Regions from separate parts of the Homo sapiens genome. Here region 2 is linked to region 1. A link is a loop called in an ENCODE intact Hi-C map of the cell type or tissue named here. Cell type or tissue: GM12878. All regions are shown on one strand. Region 1 overlaps COMMD1 (copper metabolism domain containing 1). Region 2 overlaps COMMD1 (copper metabolism domain containing 1).

The links. A loop is a pair of places that touch in the nucleus more often than their neighbours do. Peaks named below come from ENCODE experiments on the same cell type or tissue, not always from the same donor. Only the 100,000 strongest peaks of a DNase experiment are listed, where the experiment ranks them.
Region 2: a loop joins it to region 1, with 5 times the contacts of the local background. A loop is called at or near these places in 2 of 110 quality-filtered maps.

Annotation. Positions count from the first base shown.
Region 1 is chr2:61,988,674-61,996,673 of GRCh38, reverse strand. The region is part of intron 1 of COMMD1 (copper metabolism domain containing 1); the gene reads right to left. Among named protein-coding and RNA genes, the nearest start is that of COMMD1, 87 kb to the right of the region's middle. In GM12878, a CTCF peak has its summit at 3,052 (motif pointing left); DNase peaks (open chromatin) are centred at 953 and 3,033; H3K27ac peaks cover 1,899 bases.
Region 2 is chr2:62,057,166-62,065,165 of GRCh38, reverse strand. All of the region lies in intron 2 of COMMD1 (copper metabolism domain containing 1), which reads right to left. Among named protein-coding and RNA genes, the nearest start is that of B3GNT2, 130 kb to the left of the region's middle. In GM12878, no CTCF peak of the experiment used is centred here; a DNase peak (open chromatin) is centred at 3,105; H3K4me3 peaks cover 1,134 bases; H3K27ac peaks cover 1,612 bases.

The DNA.
Region 1 (8,000 bases):
TCCTAGTAAAGATGTTGTGAACATTGTTGAAGTGACAACAAAGGACTTAGAACATTACAGAAACTTAGTTGATAAAGCAGCAGCAGGGTTGGAGAGAACTGACTCCAATTTGGAAAGAGGTTCTACTGTGGGTAAAATGCTATCAAACAGCATCACATGCTACAGAGAAATCTTTCATGAAAGGGAGAGTCCACGGATGCAACAATCTCATTGTTGTGTTATTTAAGAAATTGCCACAGCCACCCCAACTTTCAGCAATCACCACTCTGATCAGTAAGCAGCCACTGACATCAAGGCAATTCAAATCCCACTTCTGACACACACACACACACACACACACACACACACACACACACACATTTAGAAAACAAAAACAAGACATCAAGGCAAGACCCTCCACCAGCAAAAAGAATATGACTAGATGAAGGCTCAGGTAATCATTAGCATTTTTTAGCAATAAAGTTTTTAGGTTTTTTTTGGGAGATGGGGTCTCTGTTACTCAGGCTGGAGTGCAGGAGCACAACCATAGCTCACTGCAGCCTCAAACTCCTGGGCTCAAGTAATCCTCTGACTTCAGCCTCTTGAATAGTAATAAAGTATCCCTTAATTAAAGTATGTATACTGCTTTTAAAGACACAGTGTTCTTACACACTTAATATAGTGTAGTATGATATGGTATGGTATAGTATAAACACAACTTTAATGCACTAGGAAACAAAAAAATTCATGTGACTCGCTTAATTGCATTATTCACTTTATTGTGGCCACCTGGAACCAAACCCAAGGTATTTCCGAGGTATGTCTGTATTACTGCACTTGACCCTCATAATCAATTTTCAAAGGCAATGAGGTAGATGATAGTATTATAGTGCTCTTCACTCTCAACTTACAGAAAAGGAAACTGAAGCTTCAAGCAGTCAACTGATTTTTCTGAAAGCACCATGAGATAAGTGCAGGGCCAAAGCCTCAACAGTTAAGCCAGGTTTCCCTCTGATTAGCTGTCACAAGTGACTACACAGAGAAGTAGACTCGGTATCACTACCACTGAAAAAAATGTAAACTGGTACATTCTGTCAACAATGATACAGAGATGCCAGTCCCTAATGAGTAGCTACAATGCTTCAGTTGCTGGCCTTCAGAGATCCTGAGACATCAAACAATGATTTGAAGAGTATTACCACAAATTTTTTACTTAAAGTTTAGATGACTGAGTGAGGAATATGTAAGTGTTCTCAGAACTTAGAAGGCCAACTAGCTCAGTTTAACAGTGAATAGAAAAACTGAGAGATAAGATTGAGAAGGCAGTCTGGAGCCAGATTAAAGTACATCAAGTTTAGACATTGTTATATATACGTAATGAGGGGCCACTAAAGGCTAGGTAACTGGGAAATCATGATGCAACGTGTGGTTTAGAACGCTGAATCTGGCCAGTGTGGTGTCACACGCCTGCAGTCCCAGCTACTCCAGAGGCTGAGGCAGGAGTATTGTTCAAGCCCTGGAGGTTGACAATGACCAGCCTGGAAAACACAGCAAAACCCTGTCTCTCTTTTAAAAATGTTTTTAATGAAAAAAAAATTTTAAGCTGAATCTGATAACAGTAAGTAGTTGGACTGAAGTGAAAAATTTTCAGAGGGCTAGGGCAATGGAGCCTAGGAGAGGACAGCAGCAGTTAATAACTTAGTCCCCAGGGTAAGCCTCCCCTTGCCTCTTCTTTGCTATGCCCCTATCTGCTAGTGGCCATGGGGACTGGCATAAGCTCCAAACCAGACAGATCACAATATCCTCCTTTCTCTGGGCGCACTGACTGGTCCCAATTTAGGGCAGGAGAAATGATCTTGTCTTTTTGGGTCATAGTATAAGAAGGACATGAGGCTGGAGTTACAGACAGCATTTTCTTGGACCTTTTGGCAAAAGCATGTCTGCAAGAAAATAGAATGAAGTGAGAGTGGATTTTAATGGGGTGATATCCCTGTTTTATAGTTCCCAAGACCCTAGTTCCTGCAGGCCTTCCTGCAATTCTATAATGCTATCTCAGCATCCTTCCTACAGACAACCCAAAATTCCATCAACTATTCAATTTAAGCTGTATTCCTATCATTTGGAACCAAGAGTCTTGACTAAAAGAGGGTGGTGGCAGTGGGAACAGAAGAATGTAAAGGTAACAACACCAAGTAGAACACAGGCAGAGCAAGTGAGACTGGAGCTGAAAGAAAAACAAGCTGTCTTTCATTTCTTCATTAATATAAAAAATTATATGGTAAATATTACAACTTTCTGGTACATTAAAGATATTTCACATTACAATTCAATAAACATTTACTGAATATCTGCCTATTTACCAGATAGCAGGACCCCAAACCTCTGGCTATGCCAATCAATACAAATACAGGCTGGGCGTGGTGGCTCACACCTGTAATCCAGCACTTTGGGAGGCTGAGGTGGGCAGGTCATCTGAGGTCAGGAGTTCATGACCAGACTGACCAACATGGAGAAATCCCATCTCCACTAACAATACAAAAATTAGCCGGGGGTGGTGGCAGGTGCCTGTAATCCCACCTACTCGAGAGGCCGATGCAGGAGAATCGCTTGAACCCGGGAGGCGAAGGTTGCAGTGAGCCAAGATTGCGCCACTGCACTTCAGCCTGGGTGACAGAGCGAGACTCCGCCAAGAAAGAAAGAAAGAAGGAAAGAAGGAAGGAAGGAAGGAAGGAATTATTTTGTATAATATACTATAATTAAGTCAAATTATTTCCACTGACACCTTGCTTCACAATATTATGTCACAACTCAGGTAATTTGTATCATTCTTCTTCTCAAATAATATCAAGAGATATCCATTCTGATATAATTTCATCTGTGACAAAAGTTATTTTGGTTGGGTTCCAGTCAATAATATCTTGAACTAGGGTCAATTCATCCAAATTTAGAACAATCAAAAATTAAATGAGAAATTGATTTTGGTTTAGGTTCAAAGTCATCAATTTTCACTTAAGAAATATTTGAATAGCTACCATAAAACAGATACTGTTCACAGCACACTACTTCCATCTACTGGCAGCCTAGGCTGACAGCCTGGTACTCATCCTTTATTCTTCTCTCTCTTCCACATCTTGAATCAGTGGTTTTCAACACTGGCTGCACATTAGAATCCTGAAGTACAATTTTAAAATATCAGCGCCCAGCTATTATCCCAGAAATTCTGATTTCCAGGAATTATGGAGTAAAGCCTAGGCACTGGTATTGTTAAAAAGCTTCCAAAGTGATTCTGGCAGGCAACAAAGTGTTAAAAACAAATGCCTCTGGCAGTAAAATGAGTTCGAAAAGAAAAAGAAAAACAAATGCCTGTAACTTTCAGTTGTCAAGTTCTACTGATTGTTACATCTGAAATAATTCTCTAATAATATGTCCCCTCTGATCTGTCCCTACTAGCTGGTAGAAGCCCTCACTATCTTGAACCTAAACTAAGTGTGGACTCCCTCAAGTCTATCTTCTATACCACTATCAAAGTGATCTATCTATAATATAAATATAGGATGCTGGCACTTGCTTGTTTAAAGTTATCCCATGGCTGACTATTACTTGCTTCAGTGGTGGTCAGGCAGGATGGTGTGAAGCACTCTCCTATGAGGTATAAGGTAAGTTGTACATAATATAGTTAGCAGTAGTAGTAGTACAAGTATTAATGTTTGTAAAGATTTTTATAAGTATAAATCAGAGGGTTTTCAAAGTATCCTTATATTAAACAATTACCTCCCTCATTTTAATTGTTTACTTGAATGGAAGAAAAAAAGAAAATTAAAAACACAGGAACTCTGCATAGAACTATATTATGCATGTATTACTATCTGTTAAATGTGTCGCAGAGGAATAAAAATTTGAAAACTGATAAACCAAAACAGTGGTTCTCAACCAGGTAGTATTGCCCTCCCAAAGGCACCTGAGAAATGGTGGAGGCTACATTTGGTTTCACAGTGATTGGAGGGAGTGCTGTTCGCATTAAGTGAGCATGAGCTAGGGATGTTCGGCATCCTTCAATACCCAAGAAACGGGAGTTGGCAAGTTTTCTGTAAAAGTTGTAACCCTCTGCTGCATATTCTTCCCTTTTTCGTACAACTCTTTAAAAATGTAAAAACCATTTTTAGCTCATGGGCTATATAAATACAGGCAGTGTGACCACCTGTGGGCTGATGTTTGCAGACCCCTGACCAAGAACATCCCACAGGACAAAAAGACCTGTGTCTCACATGACTTTGCAATGTCCCATCTGACATTGTGTGGAAAAACCTGTTTATAATTACTTCAGCCTAAAAATTAAGTATTTTGTTTTACATAAAAAAGTATTTTTTCACGGTTTTAATAAACACCAAGTTTTCCAGGAATGCAATTAATACAACTTGTACTTTGACTTGGTCAGAACTTTACAAATAGGATGTTAAGTATTTTGAAAAATCTCATTACCAGTGACAATACCATTTAAAATATCTTACCTACCAATACAACACATTTTATATACCTGCATTTGTTGCTGTGCATTCACAGTAATACCATGTATAGGTACAAGCATCTGATTAATTCATTATGTGTTCTAATGATATAATGCTTAAGCATTTATATTTTAAAATATATATTTCAAATCATGTTTAGATTTCTTATACTTTTCCTTTGTACTACATTTATGACATCATATTAGAAATTATGTTTTAATTTTATTATATGTGAATTATAAGAATTCCTTTTAAGGATCATAAAGGAGCATTAGAAAATATTTACTACAAAAAAAGAAACACTGGGCTGGATATGTTTGAGAATCACTGAGCATGAAGTTCAAACTCAACACAACAGGCCCTGCTTATCTTTTAGTGTCTTACAACTTCCTGCCTCCCGCACTTGACACTCAAACAGCACTAACCTGTTTGTAATTCCCCAACTAGCAATCCCAATATGATGCTTCTTCTATGTGTCTCTGTTCGTGCTATTCTAAATGTTCTGAAATGTCTTATCATCACCTTCAACAGATTAATTTCTATTCACCATTCAAGACTCAGTTCAAGTATGGCTTCCCCAATACTCCTCCTCTCCTAGTAAGGTAAGTGCCCCTTTCTCTTCCAAAAATGCCCTAATATCTCTATCCCTGCACTTACCTCAATGAAATGAAATTATGTCAAAAAGTCTATTTGACCCAACAGAGTCTAAACTTTGAGAGCAGGGTCTATGTATCTCTGCAAATACATCATCTAACACCTTGAAGTAGAATTCATATTCCAACAAGCATTCATACTGTATCAATAACATTTCAAATAAAAAATTCTAAATGTTGCAGATCAACATTAAGTCCAGAATTCTTTAAAGCTACCAACTTCTTGCTTTATAAAATTCTCTCACACACATTCACAAACCATAAACTTCTTTAAGATAAGAGTAGAAAATAATTCAGGGTGCTGATTTCTGTTTGCCTAATCTAGCCTAGCAAATTAGCAAGGGGCTCAGAGCCAAAACAAATTTAAAAATTAGGCTACGATACTAAAGAAAAAAAAGAATTTGAATGAAAAATGAAAATGTAATTCATCACTTTTTTTTTTCTTTTGAGACAGGATCTTCCTCTCTCACCCAGCTGGAGTGCAGTGGCACAATCACGGCTCACTACAGCCTTGTCCTCCTGGGCTCAAGCAATCCTTCCACCTCAGTCTTCTGAGTAGCTGGGACTACAAGCATGCACCACCATGCCTGGCATTATGTGTGTGTGTGTGTGTGTGTGTGTGTGTGTGTGTGTATATATATATATTTTTTTTTTTTTTTGTAAAGACAGAGTGATATGGTTTGGCTTTGTGTCCCCACCTAAATCTCATCTTGTAGCTCCCATAATTCCCATATGTTGTGAGAGGGACCCACCAGGAGATAACTGATTCATGGGGGCGGGTCTTTCCCATGCCACGATAGTGAATAAGTCTCACAAGATTTGATGGTTTTAAAAATGGGAGTTTCCCTGCACAAACTCTTCTCTTGTCTGCCACCATGTGAGACATGACTTTCACCTTCCACCATGATTGTGAGGCCTCTCCGGCCACATGGAACTGTAAGTCAAATAAACCTCTTTCTTTTGTAAATTGCCCAGTCTCGGCTATGTCTTTATCAGCAGCATGAAAATTGACTAATCCATAGGGGCTCACTATGTTGCCCAGGCTGGTCTTGAACTCCTGGACTCAAAGCAGTCCTTCCGCCTCAGCCTCCCAAAATGCTGGGATTACAGGTGTCAGGCAGTGTGCCCAGTCTCTCTGAATTATTTCTTGCAACTCTATGTCAAACTATAATTATCTCTAAATACAAAGCTTAATTAAAGAAAAAAATCTATAAGAACTTCTCTGACCTCTAGATTTAAATTCTAAGTCTTCAATATGGCTTACAAGGCAAATCACAGTCAGGAAACTTCTCCCCTTCTCTAGCTTCATTTCTCTTCATATCCCCCTACCTCTTACAATCTTCCAATCATTTGTTCTTCCTACCATTGCTTTTGAGCTCCTTTTAGCTCTTAAGTGTATATTCTATCTCTATCCTCTTGGCTTTTGCCTAGGCTATTCTCTCTGCCTAGAAAATCTTAGTTGCTATTCCTTTATCGCCTTACCTTGTTGATACCACCTCTTTCTTCAGGCTTCGATGTAGATCTAACTTTTTCCATGAAGTCTTTCCTTAACTCCCAAATCTGGGACGGGGGTCTTTCTAGACTGCCTAGTAAACTAGTGGTATTTATTAAAATGCAGGGTAACTGCCAGGCCTATATCTTGCTCCAAAGGCCACTGCTTCTTACTTAATATTTAATCCCCAAGGTCTGCAAAACTGGAACACAGTAGGCGCTCTACAAACACATGTTGAAGGGAAAGCAAAACTATGGAATACAGTGAAAAGATCAATAGTTGCCTGGGTGTGGTGGCTCACTCCTGTAATCCCAGCACTTTGGGAGGCCGACGTGGGCGGATCACTTGAGGTTGGGAGTTTCGAGACCTGCTGGCCAACATGGTGAAACCCAACTCTATTAAAAAAACACACAAAAAATTAGCCAGGCATGGTGGCACATGCCTGTAATCCCAGCTACTTGGGAGGCTGAGGCAGAATTGCTTGAACCCAGGAGGTGGAGGTTGCAGTGAGCCCAGATTGTGCAACTGCACTCCAGCCTGGGCGACCGAGTGAAACTCTGTCTCAAAAAAAAAAAAAAAAATCAATATTTGCCAGGGTTTGGGGGCGAGGGAATGGAGGGATTAATAGGTGGATCCCAGAGATTTTTGGACATTGAAACCAATCTGCATGATACTATATGCCAGATGCATGTCATTATACACGTCAAAACCCATAGAAGTTACAATATCAAGCGTGAACCCTAAGATAAATTACAGACTTTGGATAGTAATCATGTGCCAATTTTGGTTCATCCATTGTTTAACAAATTACCATCTAGGCCCTGGGAGGCAGAGCAAGATGGCCAAACAGAAGCCTCTACCAATCTTCCTCCCTGTCAGAACACCAAATATGACACCTACATAAAAAAGCACTTTCACAAGAACCAAAAATCAGGTGAGTGATCACAATACCTGGTTTTAACTTCATACTGCAGAAAAACAAACTGAAGTGGGTAGGAAAGGCCCTTTAATTTCCGACACCACCCTTCCCCCATCCGCTAGCAGCAGCCAAGTAGAGAGAATCTGTGTGTTTGGGAGAGGGAGAGTGCAGCAATTGTGGGACTTTACATTGGAACTTGGTGCTGCCAACACCAGGCAGAACTCAGCCAATGTCCACAGAGGGAACATTTAGATCAGCTCTAGCCAAAGTGGGATTGCTCATCTCAGAAGCCAGAACTTGAGTTCGGCAAGCCTCACCACAGAAAGCTAAAGAGCTGTGGGGTCCTCAATAAACAAAAGGCACTCTAGGCCACAAGGACTGAAACTTACAGGAAAGTCTAAAAGCTGTGCTAGGATCAGAGCCAGCGGACTCAGGGGACACATGACATAGTG
Region 2 (8,000 bases), 68 kb before region 1:
TTGCTCTGACACCCAGGCTGGAGTGCAGTGGCACAATCTTGGCTCACCACAGCCTCAACCTCCTGGGCTCAAGCCATTCTCCTGCCTCAGCACCTGTAATCCCACAAGTAGCTGGGATTACAGGTGCTTGCCGCCATGCCCAGCTAATTTTTGTATTTTTTAGTAGAGATGGGGTTTCGCCATGTTGCCCAGGCTGGTCTGGAACTCCTGGATTCAAGCAATCTATCTGCCTCGGCCTCCAAAAATGCTGGAATTACAGGCATGAGCTACTGCACCTGGCACAGCATAGATTTTTATGATGCCAAATATTGATACAAAAAGGCTAAATGGTTTCTAAGAACATGGTACACAAATATTCTTTTTAAAAAACTTTTAAAAATTTAGAAAGGTTAGATAAATAAATACCTCTTTTGAAATAAATGGCTAAACTCACAAAAAAAGCAAGAGGGCCAAGAACAAAGAGGGAGTTGAAAATCAATGGATTTTACTGATTACACAAGACAGAAGACAATACCTGAGGGCTATACAAGCCAGAGAGGGAATTGAGACTTCTGTATGAAACTGTAACCTTCAGAGAGCTTTCTCCTCAGCAAAAGAATGAACAAGTCAAAAATCTACTTAGAAGATAACAAAGAGATCACATGAGCTCTCAATCAAAAATTATAAAACACAGGAATAAAAAAGCTACTATGGACCCGGCATGGTGGCACATGCCTATAATCCCAGCACTTTGGGAGGCCAAGGTGGGTGGATCCCTCGAGGTCAGGCATTCGAGACCAGCCTGGCCAAAATGGTGCAAACCCATCTCTACTAAAAATACAAAAATTAGCCAGGCGTTGTGGCACATACCTGTAATCCCTGCTACTTGGGAAGCTGAAGCAGGAGAATCACTTGAACCCAGGAGGTGGAGGTTGCAGTGAGCTGAGATCACGCCACTGCACTACAGCCTGGCGACAGAGTGAAACTCTGTCTCAAAATAAATAAAAAGTTAAAAAATAAGAATAAAAAATCTACTATGTGTGATAATCAGCAGAAACAAATAACAGCATTTAGACCTGTAAGAACTTTACAAAATGGAATAATCAGATACAGAATAAAAATTATTTTGTTCTATTTTTTGAGACAGGGTCTCACTCTGTCACTCAAGCTGGCATACAGTGGTGTGATCACCACTCACTTCAGCCTCAACCTCCCAGGTTCAAATGATTGTCCTACCTCAGCCTCCTGAGTAGCTAGGATTACAGACATATGCCACCATGCCTGGCTAATATATATATATATATATATATATATATATTTTGTAGAGACAGTGTCACTATGTTGTCCAGTCTGGAAGAATATATTACTTTAAATGACCAGATATGAAAAAAAAGCGAAATAGAATTTCTTGAAATGAAAATATAATCACTATATTGAAGTCTCCAATCTCAAAGAAAAATGCTAAAAAGGCCCACACTGTTTTTGTTTATACAAAAGAGTTTAATTTCTGCATAGAACATTATAGAAACATGCAGGTCAAAAGTACCCAAAAGTAATTTTTTACCGAAAAGTAATTACAGTAGTTAATGTAGCAACGCTACTCTAAGAAATACAGTCCCATGCTCTGGAATTTGTATTTTGATTACACTATAAGAAAATCTGTCTTGTTCACTCATTCACTCATTTAAGAAATATTAAGCCAGGTGCGGTGGCTCACGCCTGTAATCCCAGCACTTTGGGAGGCTGAGGCGGGCGGATCATGAGGTCAGGAGATTAAGACCATCCTGGCTAACAGGGTGAAACCCTGTCTCTACTAAAAATACAAAAAATTAGCCGGGCGTGGTGGCACATGCCTCAACTTCCTGGACTCAAGTGATCCTCCCACCTCAGGCTCCCTAGTAGCTGAGACTACAGGCGTGCACCACCACAACCTGCTAATATTTTCTTTTATTTTATTTTATTTTTATTTTTGAGACGGAGTCCTGCTGTGTCACCAGGCTGGAGTGCAGTGGTGCGATCTCGGCTCACTGCAATCTCCGCCTCCTGGGTTCAAGCGATTCTCCTGCTTCAGCCTCCTGAGTAGCTGGGATTACAGGCACCTGCCACCACACCCAGCTAATTTTTGTATTTTTAGTAGAGATGGGGTTTCACCATGTTAGCCAGGCTGGTCTCGATCTCCTGACCTCATTATCCACCCGCCTCGGCCTCCCAAAGTGCTAGGATTACAGGCATGAGCCACCATGCCTGGCCAGCCTACTAATATTTAAAGTTTTTTTTTTGGTAGAGACAGGGTGTCCCTACGTTGCCCAGGCTGGTCACGAACTCCTGGGCTCAAGCAGTCCTCCTGCCTTGGCCTCCGAAAGTGGTAAGATTACAGGTGTGAGCCACTGTGTCTGGCCTAACATCTGACATTTTATAAAAAGCACCTCCTATAATAGTAATACTATGCAAAGCTATATGGAGATACTGATAAATCTTAAGACATAAATGAACAGAGATTTTTTTTTTATTTTCTTACTAGCAAGTAATGGATTAATTAGCTTTATTTTTTCACTCGTCTCAGGGTTTTTACTGGGTAACAATTTGTAATAAGTTATTTATTAGGCAAAAACCACTGGTCAGGAACTGTATATGCATTTTAAAAAATCCTCAGTATCTAGGCCGGGCATGGTGGCTCACACCTGTAATCCCAGCACTTTGGGAGGCCGAGCTGAGTGGATCACCTGAGGAAAGGAGTTGGCGACCAGCCTGGCCAACATGGTGAAACCCCGTCTCTATTAAAAATACAAAAAATTAGCCAGGCATGGTGGCGTGCACCTGTAATCCCAGCTACTCGGGAGGCTGAGGCAGGAGAATCGCTTGAACCTGGGAGTGGCAGGTTGCAGTGAGCTGAGATCATGCCACTGCACTCCAGCCTGGGCAACAAGAGCGAAACTCCATCTCAAAAAAAAACAAAAAAACAAAAAAAAACCGAAAAACAAAAACAACCACCTCAGTATCCTTAGGAGTTACAATTGGCGTCTTACAGATGAGAAAATCAAGGTTAGAAAGAGTTAATGTCATTTGTCCAGATCATACAGCTACAAACAGTAGGATCAGGATTCAAATCCAGGTCAGTTTGACTCCACAGTCCTTGCTCATTTCACTAGAGCCAGCTATTTAATTTTTATGGTTTTTTTGTTTCTGTTTTTTTTTTTTTTTTGCTGTAACTGTCTATTCACTAATTTCACTTCTTCCCTTGGGTGAAACTGAAATTTATGTAGCACATAGTTCCAACTGCTTTGAAGGAGCTAAATTTAGTATTAATAGACTGACAAACTAAGTTGATACAAGGTTACTGTAGATACTTTAAAAAGACACAACATTTGGGAGGCCAAAGCAGGTGGATCACGAGGTCAGGAGATCGAGACCATCCTATCCTGGCTAACACAGTGAAACCCTGTGTCTACTGAAAATACAAAAAATTAGCCGGGCATGGTGGTGGGCGCCTGTAGTCCCGGCTACTCAGGAGGCTGAGGCAGGAGAATCGCTTGAACCTGGGAGGCAGAGCTTGCAGTGAGCTGAGATCGTGCCACTGCACTCCAGCCTGGGCAACAGAGCTAGATTCCGTCTCAAAAAAAAAAAAAAAAAAAGAAAAGAAAGAAAGACAGCCACACATAAACCCACACTCTGCATATAAACTCTACTGAGATTTCTGGCTGACAAGTAAACTCTGAATGTACAGGACAGATTCTAAGAAGCCCAGATAAAGCTAAAATATGTGAACAGAAGTTTCAGCAGGTACCCACTGAAGGCAAGAGAGGGGCTGGTGTTAGACTCAGTCAAGTTAACTGCCTCCGAACACAAAAAAATCAACATTTCTCAGAGAATCATAACAGAATCCATATATCTACAATGCAGCATTCCCAATGTCCAGTATACAAAACAAAATTATTAGCTATATGAATAAACAGGAAAATATGACACACTCAAAAGAAACAGTTGGAGACCAAACTTGAAATTACCTAGGTGTCGGAATTAGAAGAGAAAGCTACAGTGATAACTATGATTAAGGATGTAAATAAAAAGGATATTTGAAAATTAACACACAGATAGGAAATCTCAAAAGAGAAATAAACTATAAACTAACCAAATTGATATTCTAAAACTAAAAAATATATCTGAGGTAAAAAAGAAAAAATTCCCTAAAAGGTCAAAACAGCAGATTGGAGATGACGGAAGGATCAGTGAACTAAAAGATAAATGGAAAGAAATTATCCAGTTTGAAAAGAGAGAAAAAAAGATTGGGGGAAAAAAACAGAGCCTGAGAAACATATGGGATGCAGTATTAAAAAAATTAACATCTGCATAATTGGATTCTCATAAGAAAAAGGGGAAGAGCAAAAACTGTCTTTTGCTGAAGACAAACAACAAAACTGTTGTTTGGCTGAAACTCCATATTCATCAAAAATATCCATCAAGAATAAAGATGAAATAACAAGATTTTCAGATAAGTGAAAACTAAGCCAACTCCCTGCCCAACATACCTGCACAACAAGAAATGCTAAAGGAAATTCTTCAAACTAATAGGAAACAAAACTAGATGGCAGAACAGATCTTCAGAAAGAAATGAAGATCAGTGGAACGGACAAATATATGGTTAAATATATAAGACTAAGTTTTATTATCTCCTCATCTACTGGAAATACATAGGACTACTTAAAGCAAAAGTTATAATATTGAAATACGGGTTACCACATTAAGAAAAAACCATGACAACTACTGCATAAAAGAAGAGTCATAAACAGAATTCTGTGGTTGTATAATTCCTGAAATTTAAATGAAATGGTATTGTTTTATTTATTTATTTATTTTTGGAGACAGCATCTCACTCTGTCACCCAGGCTAGAATGCAGTGGTATGATCTCAGCTCACTGCAGCCTCAACCTCCCAGGCTCAAGGGATCCTCCCACCTCAGCCTCCCAAGTAGCTGGGACTACAGGTGTGTGCCACCACAACCAGCTAATGTTTCTGTATTTTTCATAGAGACAGGGTTTCACCATGTTGCCTAAGCCGGTCTGGAACTCCTGAGCTCAGGCAATCCACCCACCTCAGCCTCCCAAAGTGCTGGGATTACAGGCATGAGCCACCGCCCCAGGCAAAAGGGTGAGACGTTAAGAATGTATATTGTAATCTCTAGTGCAATCCTAAAGAAAGATGTAGCTAAAAACCCAAGAGAGAAATTAAAATGGAATTCCCCCCCCAAAATTCATTAAGCTGTAAGAAGTAAAAAAGGATAAACAGGAATAAAAACAGAAAGCAAAATAGTAGATCTAAATCCAACCATGTCAACATACTAAACACAAATGGAGTAAGCACTTTAAAAGCAACACTGAACTATCTACAATAGATGCACTTCAAATACAAAGACAGGTTGGAAACTAGTTGGAAAAAGACATTTGATGAAAACAGTAAGTATAAAAAGGCTAGCTTGTGTCTATAGTCCTAGCTACTGGGGTGGCTGAGGCAGGAAGCTCTCTTGAGCCCAGGAGTTCAAGGCTGTAGTGGGTTATAATCACACCTGTGAATAGCCACTGCACTCCAGCCAGGCAACTTAGCTCCTTTTGAAAAGCTTCTTATGGCGTAATGTTTAAGGGGGAAAAAATGGGGAGAGGCTATATTATTTTCAGTTATAGACTCCAAGATAGAGTATTACCAGAAATAAAGACTGACATTTCATAATGATACAACAGGACAGGCATAGTGGCTCATGACTGTAAACCCAGCACCTTGGGAGGCCAAGGTGGGAGGATCGCTTGAGTCCAGAAGTTGGAGACCAGCCTGGGCAACATAGTGAGACAAAAAACAAAAAAATTTTTTTTTAAATTAGCCAGGTGCCATGGCTTGCACTTGTGGTCCCAGCTACTAGGGAGGCTGAGGTGGGAGGATCACTTAGCCCAGGAGGTAGAGGCTGCAGTGAGCTGTGATCACACTACTGCACTCCTGTTAGGTGACAAAGCAAGACCTTGTCTCCAAAAAAAAATAATAAAACAGATAACTTATCAGAAAAACATAATCAGAAATGTATATATGTCTGATATAAAGCTTCAACCTTAAGAAGAAAATTTGTGGCCAGGTGCGGTGGCTCACGCCTGCAATCCCAACACTTTGGGAGGATAAGGTGGGTGGATCACGAGGTCAGGAGTTCGAGACCGGCCTGACTAACATGGAGAAACCCCGTCTCTACTAAAAATACAAAATTAGCTGGGCATGGCAGCACATGCCTGTAATCCCAGCTACTCGGGAGGCTGAGGCAGGAGAATCGCTTGAATCCGGGAGGCAGAGGTTGAGGTGAACTGAGATTGCGCCATTGCACTCCAGCCTGGACAAAAAGAGCAAAACTCCATCTCAAAAAAAAACAGAAAGAAAGAAAATGTGTTGTTATTTAATACCTCCCACCTTTTTTTTTTGAGACAGGGTTTTGCTCTCTCACCTAGGCTGAGTGTAGTAGCACGATAATGGCTCACTGCAGCCTTGACCTTCCAGGCCCAAGCAATCCTCTTACCTCAGCCTCTCAAGTAGCTGGGACCACACGAGTGCACCATCATGCCTGGCTATGTTGCCCAGGCTGGTCTCAAACTCCTGGGCTCAAGCAATCCTCCCACCTCAGCCTCCCAGTGCTGCAATTACAGGTATAAGCCACCATGCCTGGTCTTAAGAAGAAAATTTGAAGGCTGAAGTGAGAGGACTGTGTGAGTGCAGGAGTTTGAGACTAGCCTAGGCAACACAGTGAGACCCTTGTCTCAAAACAAAACAAAACGAAGAAAATTTGAGAGAATTAAAGGGAGAAACAGATTTTTTAAAAATCTCTAACTATGATTGTGAACTAACATCCTTCTCACAGTAACTGAAATAATAAATAGATGAAAAAAGAATCAGTATGGACATAGATCATGTGAACAGCACTATTAACCAACTTAATCTAATTGACATTTGTAAATACTACACTAACAACTTCACAAAATATATTCTTTTCAAGTGTGCATGGTCTATTCACCAATACAGATCAAATGCTAAATCAGAAGGTAAGTCTCAATAAATCTCAAAAGATTTATTGTAAACTTATATAGAGTATGTTCTCTGAGCATAATGAAATTAAATCAGAAACCATCAGTAAGATACCTAGAAGAGCCCCAAGTATTTGGAAATTTAACGTAATATTTTAAAATAAACCATGCTCAAATGCCACATGCAGGGTTTGGAAAAAAAATAAAAATAAAAACAAAATAAACCATGGGTCAAGAAGAAACCATGAAATTAATTAGAAAATATTTTGGACTGAGTGGGGTGGCTCAAACCTGTAATCCCAGCACTTTGGGAGACCAAGGTGGGAGGATCGCCTGAGCCCAGGAGTTTGAGACCAGTCTGGGCAACATAGGGAGAATGTGCCTCTACAGAGAAAAAAAAAAAATTAGCCAGGTATGGTGGTGCATGCCTGTAATCCCAGCTACTCGGGAGGCTGAAGCAGGAGGATAGCTCAAACCCAGGAGTTGAGGCCACTGCACTCTAGCCTGGGCAACAGAGTAAGACTCTATCTCTAAAAAAACTTAAATATAAATAAAAATAAATAAAATATTTTGAACTGAATGACGAAATGCAACACATCAAAATTTTTGTGCTAAATTTTAAAACAGTACTCAAAGAGAAAAGCTTTAAACAAAATTCTTCATAAACACACAATCTTAATAGAACATTAGCAAATCAAATCCATTAATATATCAAAAAGATTATAAATCTTGAGCTAATAGGGTTTATCCCAGGAATGCAAGGTAGTTTAATATTATAACATCACACACACACAGATATATGCACATATATATGGATATTACATTATCGTTTTTGGCTATGAGATTATATACATAATCCAGGTCAGTGGTCCCCAACCTTTTTGGCACCAGGGACTGGTTTCAGGATGATTCAAGTGCATTACATTTATTGTGTACTTTATTTCTATTATTATCACACTGTAATATATAATGAAA